Regions from separate parts of the Homo sapiens genome. Here region 2 is linked to region 1. The links are chromatin loops, found by intact Hi-C in ENCODE. Cell type or tissue: psoas muscle. All regions are shown on one strand. Each heading gives the region's core, and the rest is flanking DNA. Links, peaks and the distances in the headings are about the cores only.

Region 1 (10,696 bases), core at 983-8,982:
CGAGACCACGAGTATATTTTACAGAAGGAATGTAGAGGGAGAGCATAGGTTGGTCGAAGTTGCTTAAGAGTGTATTAGTATCTGGTTGTGTGTGTGTGTGTGTGTGTGGTTTTTGGTTTTGTTTTTGTTTTTTTGAGACAAGGTCTTGCTCTTTCACATAGTTTGGAGTACAGTGGCGTGATCATAGCTCAATGCAGCTTCCACCTCCCGTGCTTCAAGCGGTCCTCCCACCTCAGCCTTCCAGGTAGCTGGGACTACAGGTGTGGGCCACCAAGCCTGGCTAATTTTTAAAAAAGTTTTTTTGTAGAGATGGGGTCTCACTATGTTGTCCAGGCCGGTCTCAAACTCCTGTGCTCATTGGGGGATCATCCTGCATTGGCCTCCCAAAGTGCTGGCATTACATGCAAGAGAGTGTCTGTTTTTAAATCACTTGGTCTGCCTCTTGCAAGACTTTCTTCTTTTTTTTTTTTTTTTTTTTTGAGATGAGGTCTCACTCTGTCACCGAGGCTGGAGTGCAGTGGCGCAATCTCGGCTCACTGCGACTTCTGCCTCCTGGGTTCAAGTGATTCTCCTGCCTCAGACTCCCAAGTAGTTGGGATTACAGGTGCCCACCACCATGCCCAGCTAATTTTTGTACTTTTAGTAGAAACAGGGTCTCACCGTGTTGGCCAGGCTGGTTTCGAGCTCCTGACCACAAGTGATCTGCTTGGCTCGGCCTCGCAAAGTGCTGGGATTACAGGAGTGAGCCACTGCACCTGGCCTCTTGCAAGACTTTCTAAGCTCCTAGGAGAAGCCTGGTGTTTAAGATGCTCCATAGCTTCTGAAGCCATCCTAATCCACTGGCCAGTTATAGCACACTTGGAATTTTGTTCTTTTAATGCTTTTAACCCATCATAGTCACTGTTACTATGTCACAGGCATGGAAACTAAATAGATGAAGCAACACTTCACTAAGCCCGTCCTTAGGAGAGGTGGGCTTTGGAATAATATGCGGGCCTTATCCCTGATCTGGGCCTTAGCCTTATTGTAAGGAGGAGCTCTTGGTCTGGTTGCTTTGCTAGTTCCTTGTCCAGGACATTCTACATGTCTCAAAGAACTAAGAATATTGGTCCTGGAATTGGTGAACCTGCTTCATCTCTGTTGCTGTCCCCACATTTCCTCTTACTTCCAGCCAGCAGGGAATAGAGTGGGCAAATGTGACTTAGGGTTTAACCTCCAGTCACTGATAGATCACTTATTTTTTTTTATAGCCCTGTTTGTGGAGTACTTTTATTTTTTAGAGATGTCTTGAAATCTAGCAGCCATGTTTAGCCTTGAAGTGGCCACCCTCAAATGACCAAAATGCCTCAATGATTAGTTTCCTTTTCCCTCTTGAGACCAAGAACCCATGGTCCTTAACATGGTGTGTTTCACAGATACCTCTGTACATTAGGCAATTTCACAAGAGGCAGATCCTGGGCACAGGCTTCTGGACTTTGGCATGCCTTAGGAGATTAGCAGAGGACATGGTGGACATGAGTGCCCACAGCCTGTTTCTGTGCCCTCTTCATTTCCATACCACCTCACACTCCACTCAAACCCTTCAAGGAGCAAGAGTGAACAACTAAAGCAGGTCTTACTGAATCAAGGAAAAGAATGTCCAGTTAAGCAGAGGGGAGTTAGAAGAGAGAATAAGGCAGTGTGACTGAATATGCAAGCACTTACCTCAACATCGTTCCCATTGATTTCATTCAGTATGTGTCCTTTGAGCCACGGCTAAACTTAGGGCAACTCTGGCTGCCACTTCAGCTTGGCCACCAGATAGCACCATTCGGTTTCCATAAGGGCCATGTATCCTCTTGCCATATTGATGGCTGGTCCTATTGGTCAGAAGGAGGGAAAAACATGACACTGAGTTTAGGTACTAATCTTCAGTTAAGATTATTAGGGGTTGTAAGTCGCCAGCCCTTAATAGCGGAGAAAACCTTTGGGTCTTTGCATACCTCCTCCTCTAAACTTTGGTCATGGGATAGGTTTATGTATAGATCAAAGGGAAAATGGGAAGAGTCGAGGTGCTCTTGGTATAGGCATTACAATTTAAGTGATGACCACAAGGAAAGGCGGCCCTGGACAGAGGGCCAAAGTGTGCTGATCGGAAACTTCACTGTTAATTCCTTACCCCAGAGCCACCTTCACTGGACAAGGGTGGAGGACAGAATTGGCATGTATTATTACTGAAGGCTTTTTATGAGTCCAGAATGATGAGGTCCTCAGGGAAGCGGACATAGGAAGGTATCATTATCTCCTTTGCTAGATGGCCTATAGACTGAGCACCGAGGAATCAGTTGTGGAGGAGGTGTGACTTAAACTGGGATATGGGCAGAAGTTGCATAAGGCTTGTGGCCAGTAGCTGAGCCAGACTCCAATCCCATGTCCTTTTAATACTATGACCTCTATCACATCTATGAGTTTAAAAGACAAAACACCGGGCGCGGTGGCTCATGCCTGTAATCCCAGCACTTTGGGAGGCTGAGGTGGGTGGATCACCTGAGGTCGGGAGTTCGAGACCAGCCTGACCAACATGGAGAAACCCCGTCTCTACTAAAAATACAAAATTAGCCGGGCGTGGTGGCACATGCCTGTAATCCCAGTTACTAGGGAGGCTGAGGCAGGAGAATCACTTGAACCTGGGAGGCAGAGGTTGCAGTGAGCCGAGATCGTGCCATTGCACTCCAGCCTGGGCAACAAGAGCAAAACTCTATCTCAAAAAAAAAAAAAAAAAAAAGACGCACCGGGCGCGGTGGCTCATGCCTGTAATCCCAGCACTTTGGGAAGCCGAGGCAGGCAGATCACAAGGTCAGGAGATCAAGACCATCCTGGCTAACACAGTGAAACCCCGTCTCTACTAAAAATACAAAAATTTAGCCGGGCGTGGTGACGGGTGCCTGTAGTCCCAGCTACTGGGGAGGCTGAGGCAGGAGAATGGCATGAACTTGGGAGGCAGAGCTTGCAGTGAGCCGAGATGGTGCCACTGCACTCCAGCGTGGGCGAGAGTGTGAGACTCCATCTCAAAAACAACAAAAACAAAAACAAAAACAAAACACTTCTATAGCACTAACTACCAGATATTGTTCTTATGGCTTTTTTTTTTTTAATTGAGACAGAGTCTCACTCTGTCGCCCCAGCTGGAATGCAGTGGCGAGATCTCTGCTTACTGTAACCTCCACCTCCTGGGTTCCAGCGATTCTTACGCCTCAGCCTCCCAAGTAGCTGGAATTACAGGCCTGTGCCTCCATGCTGGCTAATTTTTGTATTTTTAGTAGAGATGGGATTGCACCATGTTGGTCAGGCTGATCTTGAACTCCTGGCCAACTCCTGGCCTCAAGTGATCTGCCCCCTTCAGCCTCCAAAAGTGCTGGGATTACAGGCGTGAGCCACTGCGCCCAGTCTTATTAGGGCTTTACATATGTTATTTAATCCTTGTAACACATGAGGTAATATTTCCCTGTGGGTGAGGGTGGAAGGCTGGAATTTTGATGCAAAATTGTGCCCTCACTTGTAAGCTTAAAAAAAAGATCTGCCTCTATAGGATAACTTGTTAGCTTTAGAGTTCAAAATAAGGAGCATGCTCCATATCTGCCAGATCCTTGGATGTGGGGGCAACTCCAGCGTTCTTAAAAGGAAGGCTGGCCGGGCGCGGTGGCTCACGCCTGTAATCCCAGCACTTTGGGAGGCTGAGGCGGGCAGATCACGAGGTCAGGAGTTCGAGACCAGCCTGGCCAACATGTTGAAACTTCGTCTCTACTAAAAGTACAAAAATTAGCTAGGCATGATGCCATGCGCCTGTAGTCCCAGCTACTCGGGAGGCTGAGGCAGGAGAATGGCATGAACCCAGGAGGCAGAGGTTTCAGTGAGCCGAGATCGTACCACTGCTCTCCAGCCTGGGTAACAGAGCTAGACTCCATCTCAAAAAGGAAAAAAAAAAAAAGGAAGGCTGTGCCCAAGTCTACTGCTTTTTTGCTCAGGAAGACAAATTAGTAGCCCAGTCTGAACTAATGGCAATCACAGTTATCTTTCTTGCTTGTAATATCAATCCCCTAATATACTGAAACCATAGGGTGGGGCAGGTGGGATGGGATGTTGGAGAGGAAGTGGCTGTTTTCCAGGCCCTTCGGGACAAGCCAGGAGGAGCTTCTAATAAGCAACAGAAGAGGGCAGCAGAGGACCAGGATTGAGCTGCTTCCCCTCCTAGTTCCACGGGAGGGAAAGCGGTGGTGGAAAGACTTGAATACCTAAGGCCACTCTCCATTCCGTTTCTGGTCTGTGACCTGCCCTGAAGTTAGACATCAGGATCTAATCTTCTGCAATGTTTTGCCCCTCACAAAATTCTTCAGTTCATTGTGTATATCTAACCTGCTTGCTGTTTGGAAGATTAGGTTGGAGATTTAATGTTTTTTTTTTTTTTTTTTAGTTTTTACTCTTTTTTTCTGTTTTTTTAAAAATAGAGATAAGGTCTCACTATGTTGCCCAGGCTGGTCTTTAACTCTTGGGCTCAAGCTATCCTCTTGCCTCAGCCTCCAAAAGTCCTGGGATTACAGGTGTGAGCCACCATGCCCAGTCTAATTTTTATCTTTTTAGTGATGGAGTCTTGCTATTGCCCAGGCTGGACTGGGCTGTAGACCTAAGACTGAAGATCAGGCTTTGGATTCTCATTCTACCTGAGGTGGAGCCAATCCCTAAGCCAGTGATGATCCCAGTTATGTGCCTAGCATACTAACCACCTACTAGGCTTTGTAGATTTGTATAGAACGGGGACACTGCACTATACCCAAGGAGCTTGAAATTTAATATAGAAGGAAACTATGTAAAATAATGTTTCAAGTTTCTTGTTCCAGTGTGCGTGCACATTGTGATGGAGCTAGAGAAGAAAGAGCAAGGCTTAGGAAAGGTGAAAATTTGATTTGAGTTGACACTTGAAATAAGGTTATTGCCAAACTGGCCATGTGGCTTTGCCGAAGATGGAGCCTTGGCATGTTTAAAATAAGACTGGTTTACAAGGTCCCCAGGGGTACTCTGTCCTTATCTGCCCCTCCCCTCATAAGTTTGGTTTGACTGCAGCTCCCTAAAGCACCACCTAAGGTAAGTCAGGGGCATTGGCTGCAAATTGTTCCAGTAATGGTTCTCTGACTAGGGACAGGCTTTGGCTCAGTGGTTCCCTTGAATACTGAGGCAACTCTTTGTGTGAATGGAGAAGAACTAGGGAAGAGGTCCCAGGAGTCTGTGCTCTGTACCTTCAGTGACTTCTGTGTAGCCAGAACAAGATGTACATCTAGGGCAAGCTGAGGAAGAAGGCATTTCACATTAGCACACTTCATGGTGAGAAATAATAAAAGCTAACACAGCACTTAGTACGTTCCAGGCTCTGGATCCCTTGCATATATTAACTCATTTAATCTTCACAACATCCCAATGAGATTGATACTATCATGCCCATTTTACAGATGAGGAAATTGGGCTTCAGCGAGGTTAAGACTGAAGGCCATTCAGCTGGTACATAGACAGCCAGGATGCACCCAGACAGTCTGGCTCCTGAGGCTGAGCCCTATAAACAAGATGGAAGGCCGCTGAGTACTCTTGAGCCGCCTCTCAGATGTGTGGTTCCACAAAGCAGTAAACCATTCCTAACGACTCCCCAACATAGCTGCTGATGGATGCCCTTAAAGGCTGTGGTTTTTCTCCCACCGGTAGTTGAGTGAGGCTTATATAAGCCTTCTTTTAGAGAACTGAGTGAACATTCTTTTTTTCCTAAACTGGTTTGGGTAATTCACTGAAGTCACAAATGCATTTCAGCTGCCTCTTTAAGGCTACGGTACCTGCTGCCCCAGAGGGCAGACACTCAGGTCTGTAGGCAGGGACCCTGCCCTCAGGGGCCTGCTGGGGTGTGGATGGCAGCTCTACCATGGTACTCAGCTCTCAACTCCTCCACCCACCATCAGCAAAGCCACCTCAGTTGGGACTGAGGCTAGGTATATTGCATTCCTGGCAACCAAAGCAAATCCATACAAGAAGACCTTAGTGATGGGGAACTGCATAAGCAAATGTGTGGAAACTCTTAAGGTGCCTGGCCTGACTAGGGAAAGGAAACCACGGCATTAGGCTGGTTGGACCCAAGGTAAGTTGCCCTTGGGATAGCAGAACGTTTTCGGGCAGAAGCTCCTAGACAGTGCTCCAAAACCCAGAAAAAAGACCCAACAATGCCGGGCACAGTGGCTCACGCCTGTAATCCCAGTACTTTGGGAGGATGAGGCAGGTGGATCACCTGAGGTCAGGAGTTCGAGACCAGCATGACCAACATGGTGAAACCCTGTCTTTACTGAAAATACAAAAATTAGCCAGGCATGGTGGTGGGCGCCTGTAATCCCAGCTACTTGGGAGGCTGAGGCAGGAGAATTGCTTGAACCCAGGAGGAGGAGGTTGCAGTGAGCCAAGATCGCACTACTGCACTCCAGCCTAGGCAATAGAGCAAGACTCCATCTCAAAAATAAATAATTAAAAAGACCAATAAACATGTTTTGCTTGTAGGTCTTAGCATGTGTGCACATGTGCGTGCACACACGAACACACACACAGCTATCTTGAGTCTAGAAATGAGACCATGTGCAATCAATGTTCTGTGGCCAGGGGTTAGGGTGGTAGGAACAGGATCTAACAAAGGGTGTTCAATCCTCCTTTTTGAACTTTTCTCCAGCCAGGCCCTAGACAGTATGAGGAGGTAGGCAGCTATCCCATGGCTTCTAGACTCACTGGGCTTCCTTGGGAAAGTCACTCAACCTCTCTGGAGCAAACAATGTAGAGAATCATCATTAGGCTTGCTGGTCTTCTGGAGCCAGAAATAATAACAGTTACTGTAATACTCAATACGCACTGAGCACTGACTGAGCATCAGGTACTGTCCTAGATATCAGATAACCTAAGCTGACTCTCACCATGCTGCTATGAAATGAAGTCACTAACTCATGGCCTCTGAGAGGTGAGCCGAGATTGGAACTCAGGAAGTCTGTCTCCAGAATCCAAAGTGGTGAGCACGGCAGTATGTAGTATGCAGCCTCCTTTCAGAAGTCAGCAAAGGAAGGGAACTTACAGGCCCTCTAACCCAACTCCAGCTGTGAGTGGTTTTTCTAAAAGCATAAAATGGATTATGCTTAGATTCCTTCAATGGTTTCCATTACCTTCTGAAGAAAATCCAAACAGTTGGTCTACAGAATCTGTCATGAGCTTGCCTTTGCCTCTGATCTTTCCCTCCTCCCCAAACCTACCCTATACTCTAGCTCCACTGAGCTATTTACATTTCCCTAAGCCACATAATAGAAGCTACCTATTTTGTTAAGGCCCTGCTTGCTGTTTAGAACCATTATACTATTTAATTTTCACAACAATCCCTCAAAGTAGGTGGTGAAGTCTTCATTTAACAAATAAGGAAACTGAGGCGTTAGAGTAGTCACATAGCTTTCTGACTCCAGTGCTTAAGCTCTTCAATGAGTGCACTGTATACTTTTATCCACTACTGCTGTCTTTGCCTGGGATGCCATTCTCTTCATTGCCTACCTAGAAAACCAGTCTTTCCTCTGGTGGTAGCTGAAAGGTTATTTCATCAGGGAAGCCTGCCGTTATTTCTTGACTTCCTACCAGGTTGAGTTAGTGGCTCTCTCTCTGGTTCCCACAGCATCTTATACTTTTCTTTTGGTACATGTTTCTCACTCCCTGCATCAAGGAGGCTGTGAAATCCTTGAAGTATTTAAGTGTTCCCCTCCACGTTGCCCGCTCCCTGCAGGGCTCCTGACAGATAATACCCTGGGTGGTGGTATTATCTGCACTCTAGGCAATTGCTTTTTTCCGGGTGTTTTTGTTTGTTTGTTTGTTTGTTTTCTTTTTCTTTTTTGAGACCGAGTTTTGCTCTTGTCACCCAGGATGTGGTGCAATCTCGGCTCACTGCAATATCCACCTCCCAGATTCAAGAGATTCTCCTTCCTCGGCCTCTCAAGTAGCTGGGATTACAGGCGCTTGCCACCACGCCCAGCTAATTTTTGTATTTTTAGTAGAGACAGGGTTTCACCGTGTTGGTCAGGCTGGTCTTTAACTCCTTACCTCAGCTGGTCCTCCTACCTCGGCCTCTCAAAGTGCTGGGATTACAGGCGTGAGCCACCGCACCCGGCCGTGGTAAATGTTATTGACTGGATAGGTGATGGGTACGTGGACAAATACGAAGCTTAAGAGACTTGTTCCAGATTTGCTCCTGAGCTACAGAGAAGAGTGGCAGATGGACTTGGGATACTGAAGAAAGGACCGTATCAGTCCTAGAGCTTCTTTCCCACATGTCTCTGCTGTGGCTTCTTGTGCTTTGGTGCTTGCCTTCCACAGCTAGGGCACATCCCAAGGGCAGTTCTGAGATACAACTCCAATTTATGGAGAGTTTTAATGGACACACGGATATTAAAGCACCAGGGTTAATTATTCAGAAAATGTTTCAACTGACTTGCTTTTCATCTCCCCCATGATGGGTAGCTTCAAAGCCTACAGTTGCCTTCTGGTAAGAAGAGACATCCTGCCCTTGTGTGATTAGTAGTCTGAGCCATTTGCTCTTCACATTCCGGAAGGTGAGCACCTCAGAAGAACCTTCTCTTCTATGAGAGGGGGAAAACTGAGGCTCAGCGAAACTTACCTGGGACATAAAACTGTGACTGGTACTTCATTGCAGAAGGAAGAAGGGTCTGCTCTGGTGTTGTAGGTTGATATTTCCTTTGAGAAGGAAAAACAATCATTGTTACTATATGAAAAGACAAGGTCCTCATGACATTCTTTAGTTCCTGGGATCTGATAAAATTCTGTGATTATTATTTGCATCCTAGTGACTTTCTTCCACATGCCAGATATGGTCTTGAAAACTTTAAAAAGCTTCCCCTCTAGGAGTATAATGTTATAGATCCAGTAGTCCTCTGTCTGCCCCATTCTGTTGTATTTAAACATTTTATCTGAGCTCAGAGTTATTTGTTTTTATTTTGTTCATTGCATAGAGAAGAAATAATTATAGTCCACTTAATCAGCTTTTTCGAAGAGTTGGCCTTCACTGCCGGTTGGAAGACTAGGGTTTTTCTTTTTTATTAAAACCTAAGATATCATGTAGATTATATGATATATGATAGTTATATTTATCTTTATTTTGCTTATGTTTGATTTCTTTCCCCACATCTGATCAGTTCATGTCTTCTGTATTGAAAGCATTCTGAGGTCAGGCTCAGTGGCTCACGCTTGTAATCCCAGCACTTTAGGAGGCCGAGACGGGAGGATCGCTTGAGTCTGGGAATTCAAAACCAGCCTGGGCAACATAGAGAGACCCTATCTCTACACAGAATTAAAAAATTAATGGGGCATGGTGGTGCACACCTGTAGTTCCAGTTACTAGGGAGGCTGAGGCAGGAAGATCACTTGAGCCTCAAGGCTGCAGTGAGCCCTGATTGTGCCACTGCACTTCAAACTGGGTGACAGAGCAAGACCCCCATCTCAAAATAAATAAATAAATAAATAAATAAATAAATAAATAAATAAAGTAAAATAAAGAAAAGAATTTAAAAAAAGTATATTATGGGATATCTAAAAGTTGACTGTAGAATGAAATATGTTATTATTATTTTTTTGAGATGGAGTTTCACTCTTGTTGTCCAGGCTGGAGTGCAGTGGCACAATCTCAGCTCTCTGCAGCCTCTGCCTCCCGGGCACAAGGATTCTCCTGCCTCAGCCTCCCGAGTAGTTGGGATTACAGGCGCCTGTCACCATGCCTGGCTAATTTTTGTATTTCTAGTAGAGACGAGGTTTCACCATATTGGCCAGGCTGATCTCGAACTCCTGACCTCAGGTGATCTGCTTGCTTCAGCCTCCCAAAGTGCTGGGATTACAGGCGTGAGCCACTACACCTGGCCAGACATATATTATTGAAGAGTAAGTAGTATAATGGTTATAAACACTGAGCAGGGCCTTAGCAAAATAGGTAGCTACTATCATGTGGCTTAGGGAAATGAAAATAGCTCAGTGGAGCTAGAGTATAGGTAGTATAGGGTAATTTAAATAAAAGTTAAAGTATATTTAAGCTTGGTATGTCTACAAAATTAGATTAAAAGAAGAAAACCAAGACCTTTAGTGATAGGAATTGCATGTAATTTTTTTTTTTTTTTTTTTTGAGACGGAGTTTCACTCTTGTTGCCCAGGCTGGAGTACAGTGGCATGATCTCGGCTCACTGCAACCTCCGCCTTCTGGTTTCAAGCGATTCTCCTGCCTCAGCCTCCTGAGTAGCTGGGATTACAGGCACCCACCACCACACCTGGCTAATTTTTGTATTTTTAGTAGAGGTGGGGTTTCACCATGTTGGCCAGGATGGTCTCAAACTCCTGGCCTCGCGATCTGCCCGCCTCAGCTTCCCAAAGGGCTAGACTTATAGGCGTGAGCCACTTTGCCCAGCTGTAAGTTTTAAAGAACCATTTACTCAGTTACAACCAGTAAAGCAGGCGTGTTTCAGAGGAGAGTTTAGTCATTGTTTGCTTAATTGTCAGGAACAATACAAACTGCTCTGGAAGAATAATACGGGTATGTGCAGGGGGTGGGAGGGCAAGAACAACAGCTTTCTGAAGGGGTGTTTGTTTCTGTGTGTATCAAGAGAAAGCAGGA
Region 2 (10,696 bases), core at 1,550-9,549, 140 kb after region 1:
AAAAGGGTCAAGATGTATTCCTAATAATCCAATTTTCTTTTCTTGAGAAAGAAGTATCATCTTCCTTCCCCAATATTCAAAATGTTCCAGGATAATCAATTAGTCAACACCTTATGTTGATTTCCTCTCCCAGAATGAAGGATATAAAACTTATTACTCTAATTTAGCATTCCCTGAGAACTGAACTTACAGTACTCCCATGATAATACGAAGTCTCAAGATAGTAGCAGCTTCTCTTGAAAAATGGTTGGAAATGAAAGACAGAATTTTATACACTCTAAAAATGGGGTTTTGTCAGAGGAAACATATCTCCTGTTCTGTAATTGGGATTTTTTATTTATTTATTATTATTATTTTTTTTGAGATGGAGTCTTGCTCTGTCACCCAGGCTGGAGTGCAGTGGCGTGATCAAGGCTCACTGCAAGCTCCGCCTCCCGGGTTCACGCCATTCTCCTGCCTCAGCCTCCTGAGTAGCTGGGACTACAGGCGCCTGCCACCACGCCTGGCTAATTTTTTGTATTTTTAGTAGAGATTGGGTTTCACCGTGTTAGCCAGGATGGTCTCGAACTCCTGACCTCGTGATCTGTCCACCTCGGCCTCCTGAAGTGCTGGGATTACAGGCATGAGCCACTGCACCTGGTGGAATTGGGATCTTGAATTACAGCTTCTAGTTTAAACAGCATGTGGTGTTTCAGAGGGAGGACCATGGAGAGCTACATGTCATGTTAGGAAAGAATTAACAGACAGAGGTAGTATATATTAAGGGAATGAACCACTCTAAACACTGAATATCACTGGCAACCCTAAAATGATGAGGATTTAATGACTTGCACACTCAAGTGAACCAAGGGATAAAACTCCTACAAAAAGAAAATACTGTAAGTATTAATGCTAGGTTATCATCAAGAACTAATGGTTTAATTTTGCACTGGATTTGTATTCTTTCCAGGCCTGGACATGATATTTTAAAGGCTGGTTTTGTCTAGAGGAGGATGGCCAAGATGTGACAGGTAAGAAAAGCATGCCATATGAGGAATGACTTAAAGGACTAGAGTAACAGCAGCTCAAAGTAAGACTGAGGGGGAGACCACCCACTGCACATATCTCAAGTGCCGTTAAAGAGTTGCAGATAGTAGATCTGGACTACAAGGAGAATCCACAGGCAGACTTCAGCTGATATGAGGAAAAACTCTCTCGTTATTAGAGTTGCCCAACTTTTGAGTAATAAATGCATAGCCACCAGAGGCTACCTGACCATGCCCATGGGTGAAAGCTGTGGTAGCAGGGGTCCCTGTGACACAATAATAGAAAGCTGGACCTAATGACCTCTGGGTCTTGCCACTCTAAACTTCCATGACTCTCATCAATGGGTTGAAAGTACTTCATTCCATTAAACCTCTATTAAGTGCCATTTCCCCTATTAATTTCTAAGAAAGTAAATCTCTCTGCTAAATCTAACCACTGGAAATAATCAAATTCACCACTATTCTCACAGCCCAGTAGGCTGCTATCTTCCATCTTCTTTGTCACAATGTTGCAAGTGGCCTCAGATACTTGACTTTCGCCATATGTGTCTTTCCAGCCTGCTTCCACTTCCTAGTCCATCTCTCAACAATCTCCCCTCCCCACCTCTCATTCCTCCTTGCACTGACTTCATTTCTCATTAGAAGCAGGTGTCAGGGCGAAGAGAGGAAAACAAGGTCAAGGAAGTGAGGCAGAATGGAGTATTCAGAGCCCAAATTTTCTTATAAAGAAAATCACTTTGAAGGGGGAAGATAAGTGGGAGACGAAAACAATGAGCTGACACTTATGCCATAGTCTACCTTCCAGGGAGCAGGCAGTGGTGCTGCCACCAAGGCACCAGAGTGATGATTTTCTTGTCTCCAGAATAATGACTTCCCACAATGGCCAAAGACAACTGAGGTCAGGTGCTCTGTCCTAGCTTTTATACCATTGAGTGAGGGGGTGGGGAAGGGAAAAATATAAAAGGATAGAAAGGAAAGGAATAAATGAAGCCAGGGCCATTTGCGCCTTGGAGAAATGGCTAGGTATGAGGGAGGAATAAGGGTTAAAACTAGTTAGGGAGATTACTGGGTGTTGACAGAAAAAATAAAAGTCAGTTCCTGAGAGGTGAAGAAGAATAGAGCGCCTCAATGCAGTCACTGTCACCTTGGATGCTAACCATTCCAGAGGGCATCTGATGATCAATTCAACATCCTGCTGTTTCTCTTGGCACCCCAATCAGGATCCTGGAGTGGCTACCACAAGACTCACCTATATCAGAGGACACTGGGTTAATGTAAAAAGCTGAAGGATACTGATTAGGGTAGAAGTCTTACATGTTTGGACCAAATCCAATGTGGACAAAGTAGCTGAGCAGCAGGAAGTTGAGGGGTCCACAGCTGAGCCTGGTGTACTCCCCAGAGCATTCTCCAGATGGCTCGAATTACCACAATCATGCTTCAATTAAAACTGTCATAAAACTTGGGATAGGGGTTTGGAAGAACAGGGCATTGAAAGTGCAGAGAAAATGTAGAGTGTATAGAGGTGACTGAAGAGGGTGATAGAAAGAAGTGTCCTTCCACCAAAACATCCATTTCTTTTGGTTGGAAGGCAAGGACTGGAAAAGAGGGGTGGGGGCAGCAAATGCTGTCCCTTTCTTTCCTCATAAATCTGGAGCCTAGCCTACTTGGACAGTTTGCTGATGACTCTGATGAGGGCACCATTTTCATCTTTCAGCCTCTGGTTGTCGGATTTCAGTTCTGTTAACACCTGTAGGGTGACAGAGGGAAAGGTGAGTTAGAGCCTGGCAGGATCCTCCTTGGCCCTCCCTGACCAGGCCAGGCCAGCCTGGTGAGCAGGGCCTTTTGAGACAATGTGTGGAATAAACTCTCATGGTCCCTTCTCCCAGGGATGAAATTCCCTTCAATCTTCCTTTTTATTGAGTTGGTAATGTTAATCTTTAGGGAGATTATAGCCACTCCATCTTTTGAGCTGGCATATTTAGCAGTAATATCTTATTTCTTCATAGGCAGACCTCACATTTCACACTGTATATCCTTTCATTCTACTGAATCAGTAACCACTTTCAATTTCTCCTGCCCTTAAACTCACCCCTAAAGAAATTGGGGAGAGAGCCAAAATGGGCTGGTGAGGACATAGGGAAAGAATTCAGAAAGGGGGTGGTGGTCAACTAGAAGAGTTAAAGGAGGATACTGCTTCACATCTCATCAAAAACAAGAGCAAAGGCCAGAGAGGCAGTACTCGGCTTTCTTGCCATATGCACAAGATGATTTAAGCATCCTCCACTTGGTGCCTTCGGTGAATAATCCTCCAAATTCTCACTGGTCATACTATACATATCCACTTTCAACAATTAAAACTCAGAAAACTTACACTCACAGAGCTGTGAGGCACAGTGAACACTAGGCATGTATTTAATCCTCCCCAAAGCTCCCCACTGACAGTCACCAAAGGATACCCAGAGGCCTCATCAGCAGTTTTAGGGGATGGCATTGTAATTCACAGAAATAGATGCTTGTTGGGCAGGGGAGGGAGTGGAAACTCAATTTTATTAGTTCTGCTATCCTGGAACATTACACATACTGTTGTCTAACTTGTGAAAAAAAGGAAAAATAGCCTCAAGTTCCATCCTGGAAGTTCAAGTCTTTGTTACATGATCAGGCACTTTCAACAAGTACGCTGTGCATCTGAAAAATCCTAATGGGATGTTGATAAGGGTACAGTTTATGTGTGGGTCCCACTGGCAGCAAGAGCGATTTAGGATAGCAGGTAAGTACATCGCCACTATGCAGGCTACAGAAAGCTACATCTGTATCTGTTCAATACAGGTGTCCTTTGACTAGTCATTTCAACCTATAGGACCCCAGGGGCAGGTAATGCCCCCAGTAAAGGGTGACCTGTGCTGAGGTGTTATGAGGCCTATTTAGTTCTAGCTCTGGCTCTGCTATTAACCACTTAGGAGATCTAACTGTGCCTTAAGGAATATAATCTGTTTCCTTGATCTCTCAGAGAAGATATAGGTTAAATTATATAAATATATGTGTATGTACACAAATATGAATCACAGATACATAAATAATTTGTATCAGGGAAATAAAAAGAAAATTACTGAATATCTATAATGTGGATGGCACTGTGCTAGAGGGTCTCCCTAGTGCCTCATGAGACTATGATACAGTTGTTATCCCGATTTCTACAAATGGGGAAATGAAAAGTGCCATAACTAGTTCAAGGCACCCAGCAAAGCTAATATTGAATCCCAGTGTGCCTGACTCCAAAGATCATTCTTTTATTACACGTGGGATGGAAAACAAAACACCAAAAATGTTTGACGCCTAGAAACTGAAATTCCAGCATTGTCTTTGTCACTAGTGATCTATTACTTTAGGCAGATCACTCGCCTTCTCTGCATTTCCATTTTTGTACTTTCGTAAGAACAACAGTCCCTGTCCTACTCTCTCGTATGGTAGGGACTCTGCAAGGCTCACAGGAGGTAACAGATGTGGAAGTGTGTTGACATACATAATGAGCTTTGCGATACTGAGTGTTCCTACAATCACTGTGAGTTTTCTCATGACTGTGGGAGGGCAGGCAAATAATCTGCAAACTTTATTAAGAAGACTTAATCCAGAAAATATAAAAATAAAGTTGCAGTCCTTTGACCCTGGTCTCCTACCTCTGATTTAATCAAAGCAGCTCTGGCTGCCCTCTCCTTCGTTCCTCTATCCCTGTAGCCTTGCCTACCAGACTGAATGCTTGGAAACTCATTTCAATGAGATTTTTAGAAAAAACCCAGGGTGGCCTCATGTTTCCGTGTTCAATCTGCTCTTTAACGCCCCATGCTGGGGCTGCAGCTTGGGTATAAGTGAGACGAAAGCCACATTTCCATAATAGGTAGGAAGAAGCTATATATGGCAATGGATTACATTTCACTGCTTAGCAGCTCATCAAATCAGAACTAAGCTGCCTTAAAAAATGTATAAACAACTTGTAGAGTCTTGTAGAGTTTTAGTGATTTATTTCCACATTAAGAAGTCAATTCCTTGAAAAAAAAATTTGGACAAGGCAGTTTTGCAGCTGCAACATGCTACAATTGACATCTAAAGGGAGTGGCAAAAAGTGTTAAGAGGTGGAATGTAGAAATCAAGGGGCGGGGGAAGCCCCACAAAGTTCAATCTCAGCAGAGAGAGGGGGAAATGAACAGTGTTATCTGATATCCACTTGAAGTTAAAGAATGGTTAAATAAGAACATATGTGAAAGTACGATATAAGTATGAAGTTTAGCAAAGCTTTATCATTTTAACTCTCTGGATCTTAGTTTCTTAATTTTTAAGTTCCCAGCTTACCACAATTTGGTGTTAAAGATACCCTGGGCAAATAAAATTAAGTACACATTTCTCAACTGTTACTTCTTACAGTCTTTGAGGAATGTGTTAAAGAGGAAGGGGCTACAGGGGTCCTAAAGCTTCAGAGACCTAGAGCAAGGCTAGCTGTAGGTTGAGAGGGACTCAGGATGAGTCTTGCATGAGCTGTCTTGCTTTTAACTACAAGGAAAGTGGGAAGGGAGTCCCCTCTGGTATTTTGTTGGTAAGTGGTTTGCTCTACATGCTGAGATAAGATGATTTTTCCAGGGAACTATTAAAAAAAAAAAAAGGTAGAGTAAAATCTCTCGACTGCACTGCCAGTTTGGCTTAGTTATCTCATCCTTCCTTCTGGCAAGAATCGGCAAGCTTTTTCTGTAAAATGCCAGACAATAAGTATCTTAGGGTTTGCAGGTCAAACAGTCTCTGTTGCTACTCCTCAGCTCTGCTGTTGTAGCACAAAAGCACCCATAGACATAACAATAATATGTAAACAAATGAGTTTGGTTCAGTTCCAATAAAACTTTTATTTTGGACATTGAAATTTAAATTCCATATAATGTTCGTGTTCATATGTCGTAAAATATTATTCTTCTTTTGATTTCTTTTTTGACTATTTGTATGGCTTATGGGCCATACTGGTGGTGGGTCACAGTTTGCTAACCCTTGCTATGGTCATGTACCAGGCAATGGCTTTCTTTACAGCAGCAAAATCTTTTGGTAGGTAAATGGCTCTTTAGAAGTTAGGCTTTGACAAGGAAGTCACAGTGCTCAGAAAGCAGAATGCTGCCCTTCCTCCCTCAGCTGCAATGCTGGGGGCACAGTGTAGTTGCTCAATAGATCCTTCTTGCATTGTTTGGGCCACATGCTTAACAAATGGTGAAAACTGTGCCAAATATGCAGACAGCTTATATTACAGTGGTGAAAAGTTTGCACTCTGGAACCTGACATATTTGGTTTGAATTTTGGTTCTACCACTTACTCTCGGAGTGACCTTGGGCAAGTTATTTAATCTGTGACTCAGTTTTTTTTTTTTCATTTTTACAATAATTGTTTTGGGGAATAAATGAGAAAAACTATATAAAGCATTCAGCACAGGCCTTAAATAAATGACAACTGTTAAGGTTATTAACTACTGAAAGCATGAGATCTAGTTTTGCCCCATATCCTATACTATCTTGCAACAAAGGGATACTAAAAATAACTGGGACACCTTTTGGGGGGTCCCTAGTTTAGCCTAAGTAAAAATTTCCAGGAATCTTGAGGCTAACTTTAAAGCATGGAGTCTGGACCTAACAGTGGCTGCTTACAGCCAGGCCATGGTAGAACTTGCCTTTCAATTTTCTTTCTGCCTATGATAGCATCTACAGCAGGATATTAGCTCAGCCCTATGATAATTCGGGTGATTCAGTTCTAGTGGATATTAGTTGCCAGCTACTAACCCTGAAGGCAAAAGCAAATAGGCTGAAAGAAAGAACAGGCTCTGGTCAGGACTAATTAGATTGTTGCTGACAATTAAAAATTCATCTCAGAGGAGTGGTGACCCCATCATACCATCTTGAGATAGAAAAACCAGTTGTCTGTGAGCTTGTCTTTCAGATCCATAGCTAGGGAAAGGATCCAGTTTGCCAAGCACATTTTTGGTTCTCAGTTGAAAATAAATCCTTGCTCTCTGCTCCACTGCCTGCCATATCCTTTGCAAAGCTGGCCTCATTAGAGAGGGCCTGGCTCCATGAGGGTCTCATTTATATAGGCTGTGTTCTGCCTCACAGCCCACACACTAAGGACAGGGAGGGGCACATCCCTAGGGCCCAAAGATTTGTGACGGGAATGAGAGATATGCCTCCTAAGGTGGGAGAAGAAAGCAAAGACTACTGCAGAAGGAGGCAAAGAATGCTTATCCAATTATGCTTGAATAATGGGATGCAGAGTGTTTTTGCTGGTAGTGGAGCTGGACAGGAACAGTTCCAACCTTGAGTTTTAGTCCTCTCCATCGGTAATGTTGTCAGCCGTGAGGACTGTCTGGTATCCAAAGGGCTGTGGTTCTTAACCATGGTTGTATAAGGAATCAATAGGAGAGGTTTGAAAAAATACTGATGCCTGGGTCTCAACCCAGACCACTGATTATTTGGGGATGGACCCAGACATCCCTATATGTATATGTTAAAAGCTATGTATATGTTTAAAATATACCCATAGGTATACGTTAAAAGCTCCTAGATGTTTCTTGCAGCCAAGATTGAGAGCCCCTGCCCTTGGTTACCCAAGGCCCAACCCCAGTTGCTCCAGGGGAGTGGGTTGGACTTGGGTTGCTATTGGCTAAGAAAGATCAATTTCCATCTGGCAATGACCCCGTCAATGAAATATGTATATGTGCATGTACACAGGTATATGCACATACACGTGTATACCTATGTGTAGCTGAGTGAACAAATTCATACTCAGTCTCCAGGGGAAGAGAAGCTAATGTGGTGACCTTACCAAATGAATATATTGGTAGCCCAGCTGAGGTCTCTCTCACTGCCTCCCTTGACCTAGGCTGGTATGTCCCATTCTATGATCTCAGTCCTGGCTGCTTCCATCTGCAGATAACCAAGCTTTGCAGGAACCTGCATATGGAGGCTCGGATGGAGGGGATGAGCACAGAGCTTCTGGGACTAACAAGAAGACTGAACCTGCCTGGAGTAGTGGAGGAGGGAAGTGAGTTGGAGAGTAGGGGCAAGAACTAGAGCTCCTGGGTGTCCGAGGACTCGATGGACTCCGAGAGTCTGGCCACCACTCGGGTCAGGGCCCTGTTCTCAGCCTGCAGTTGCTCGTTCATCTGCTTCAAGGTTTGAATCTGTTTTAGCTGGTGGAGGTTCTGTAGAGATTGAGACATGAAAAGGACAGACAGAAAAGACAGAGAGAGACAAGACAGACCAGAGGAGAGAAAAGTAGGACAAAGAAATCACATGACTTTTTGTTTTTGTTTTTAGTTTGCATGCAAGAAAGGAAATGAGAAAGGCAGGAGTCATGGAGCAAATGGGTGGCAGGTGGAAGGATGATGGAGAAAAGCAACAGGGAAGGAGAGCTATGTCTGATTCTTGGCTAAGATCTAAATATGCCATATGAATATAACTGCCAGGCTCTCAAAAGGCACATATGGATTGCTTTTGAGAATGAAAGTCCAGCATGTGGTTTGGAGCCTTCTGAACCAAATTAACATGGTTGAGGCATAACTTCAGGGACCCTTCATCATGACTGAGATTAGAGCTGAGGACTTGGTGTGTTCTTAAATCTAGCTGCTGCCCCTTTCTCTCTCCCTTCCTCTAATCTTCCCCTCATACTCAGCTCCCTTCTTTCACTTTGTTTATTTATCTGAGATAGGGTCCGACTCTGTCACCTTGGCTGGAGTGCAGTGGCACAAAACTGAAACATCTGCCTCCCAGGCTTAAGCCATCTTCCCACCTCAGCCTCCTAAAGTAGCTGGGACTACAGGCATGCACCACCATACCTGGATAATTTTTATATTTTTTGTAGAGACAGGATTTCGCTATGTAGCCCAAGCTGGTCTCAAATTCCTGAGGTCAAGCAATCCTCCTGCCTTAGCCTCCCAAAGTGCTGGGATTACAGGTGTGGGCCACTGCATTTGGCCTCATTTATTTTTAAAAAATAAAAGAGAGGCCTATTATTTAAGCTTTTTTTTTTTTTTTTTGTGGGGCATGTACTGTTTAGAAGGTTAAAGTTACACATACCAAAATAAGAAAGAACTGTCAGCTCTCTGGATCGTCCTCTAACCTGCTTTGTAGGAAGCTTCATTAACCCTGATAGTTTTCCTCTGCAGTCCAGAGAGATTGTTTCAGGATCCAAAAACTGCTAACCTGTCTCTGACCTGCTATAAGATTATATGCATCACTAAATTCACAGCTAATCATGCTTTCTTTGTCTCAGTTCAAGCAGTTTGGGAGCTGCTTAAAGGTGTTCATAAACAGACTCATACTCTGGAAATTATAGCTGTGCAAAAAAGCTGGAGAAACCATAAAAGCCCAATGATAATGAAACTAGCTGGACCAATGTGCTAGTCCAGCCCTTTCTGCCTGTCAGTGTTGCAAGCGGAACAGAATAACCAGCCCACAGACATTCTTCCTGATACCCCATATTCCATAAGACATTTAAAGACTTTAATAATTGGAATTATATCAAAGGCCTGCCGACTCTGCTACTGTCCTTCCTAAGTAGTCATCTGCACTGCCCCGAAACTGAGACCATCAACTCTTTGGGAGGAGAATAATGATTTTTTTATGCAAATGGGGTTTCACAGATGAGGATGGACAATCCTGTGGGTTATAATGACTACAAAAAGGTGGCCAGGTATCAGAGAAAAGTCTCTCATATCTATAAGATGAGAAGGATAGAAATGAAAGATTAGTGGAGTTATAGTTGTTTGGGAGTGAAGAAGCAAGAAAATGAAAGGTAGCATGAAGGGGAAAAACAGTGAAAAGGAAAAACAAGCAGAGACAAACTGCTGAATCTCTTTAACCAAAGAGAAAGAATGACCACCTTGGAATAAAGGTAGGCTAGCCAAACTGTCTCATGTAGCCATTGGAGGGTGAGGACCGGGCAATCTTCCTTGCCCACTGTAAGCATCTTGGCCATGGTGAGGATAGAGGAGGGAGATCATGGTACAGCATATGGAAAAGATTAAAGCAATGGGCAGGGACCAAATTTAAAAGCCAATGGAAAGTCCCTGGCTCTCACCCTTCTTTGGTGTTGACATTGGACCAAAGCTTTCAACATAATCATTATCAAATAATTGTCATTGTATGAAGTGGTACTTACCTCCCAGGGAATAACATTAAAGACATGAATGATGAAAGTGACTCAATCTGACAAGTGAGTATAAGCAGATCAAGGTGAAAGAATTTGGAAGTTATCAGCATGAGGGAGAGAGGCAGGAAACAATCTGGTCAATGTTCTATAGGAAGCAGTATTGAAAACAAGGCAAGGCAAGGAGGAGAGGAGAAGGGGCAGGGCCCAGCGCAGGATGGGCAAGGGCAGGGCTAAGGAGCAGGGTCAGCTAGTAATCTTTCCAAAGAAAAATAAAAATTCCAGGACCAATCTAAAAAGGAATTGGTTGCTGGGTCCCTCTCATGCAAGGACCTAGGAAAGGAAGGGGAGAAGGTCTGACAAGGAGGCTGATGCTGAGTGGAGGATGCAGTAGAGAAGTAATCACATCTGATGTGGGCGCCAAGACCAGGTGCAGGCCTGGCACAGCTCACACTGACATGCACACCTGTCAGAAGTTGGCATATAATCCTACTCCAATCTAGGAT

The links. Hi-C counts contacts between places; a loop is a spot of excess contacts. Peaks named below come from ENCODE experiments on the same cell type or tissue, not always from the same donor. Only the 100,000 strongest peaks of a DNase experiment are listed, where the experiment ranks them.
Region 2: a loop joins it to region 1, with 4 times the contacts of the local background. A loop is called at or near these places in 4 of 110 quality-filtered maps.

What each region holds. Positions count from the first base shown.
Region 1 is chr1:202,713,274-202,723,969 of GRCh38, reverse strand. No RefSeq gene overlaps it. Among named protein-coding and RNA genes, the nearest start is that of SYT2, 8.2 kb to the right of the region's middle. In psoas muscle, for the core only: a CTCF peak has its summit at 4,189 (motif pointing right); a DNase peak (open chromatin) is centred at 4,189.
Region 2 is chr1:202,572,550-202,583,245 of GRCh38, reverse strand. It overlaps PPP1R12B (protein phosphatase 1 regulatory subunit 12B), which reads right to left. Exons shown (of 24, transcript NM_002481.4): 24 at 1-2,772. The coding sequence ends at 2,686. Among named protein-coding and RNA genes, the nearest start is that of SYT2, 130 kb to the left of the region's middle. In psoas muscle, for the core only: no CTCF peak of the experiment used is centred there; no DNase peak of the experiment used is centred there; H3K27ac peaks cover 5,159 bases.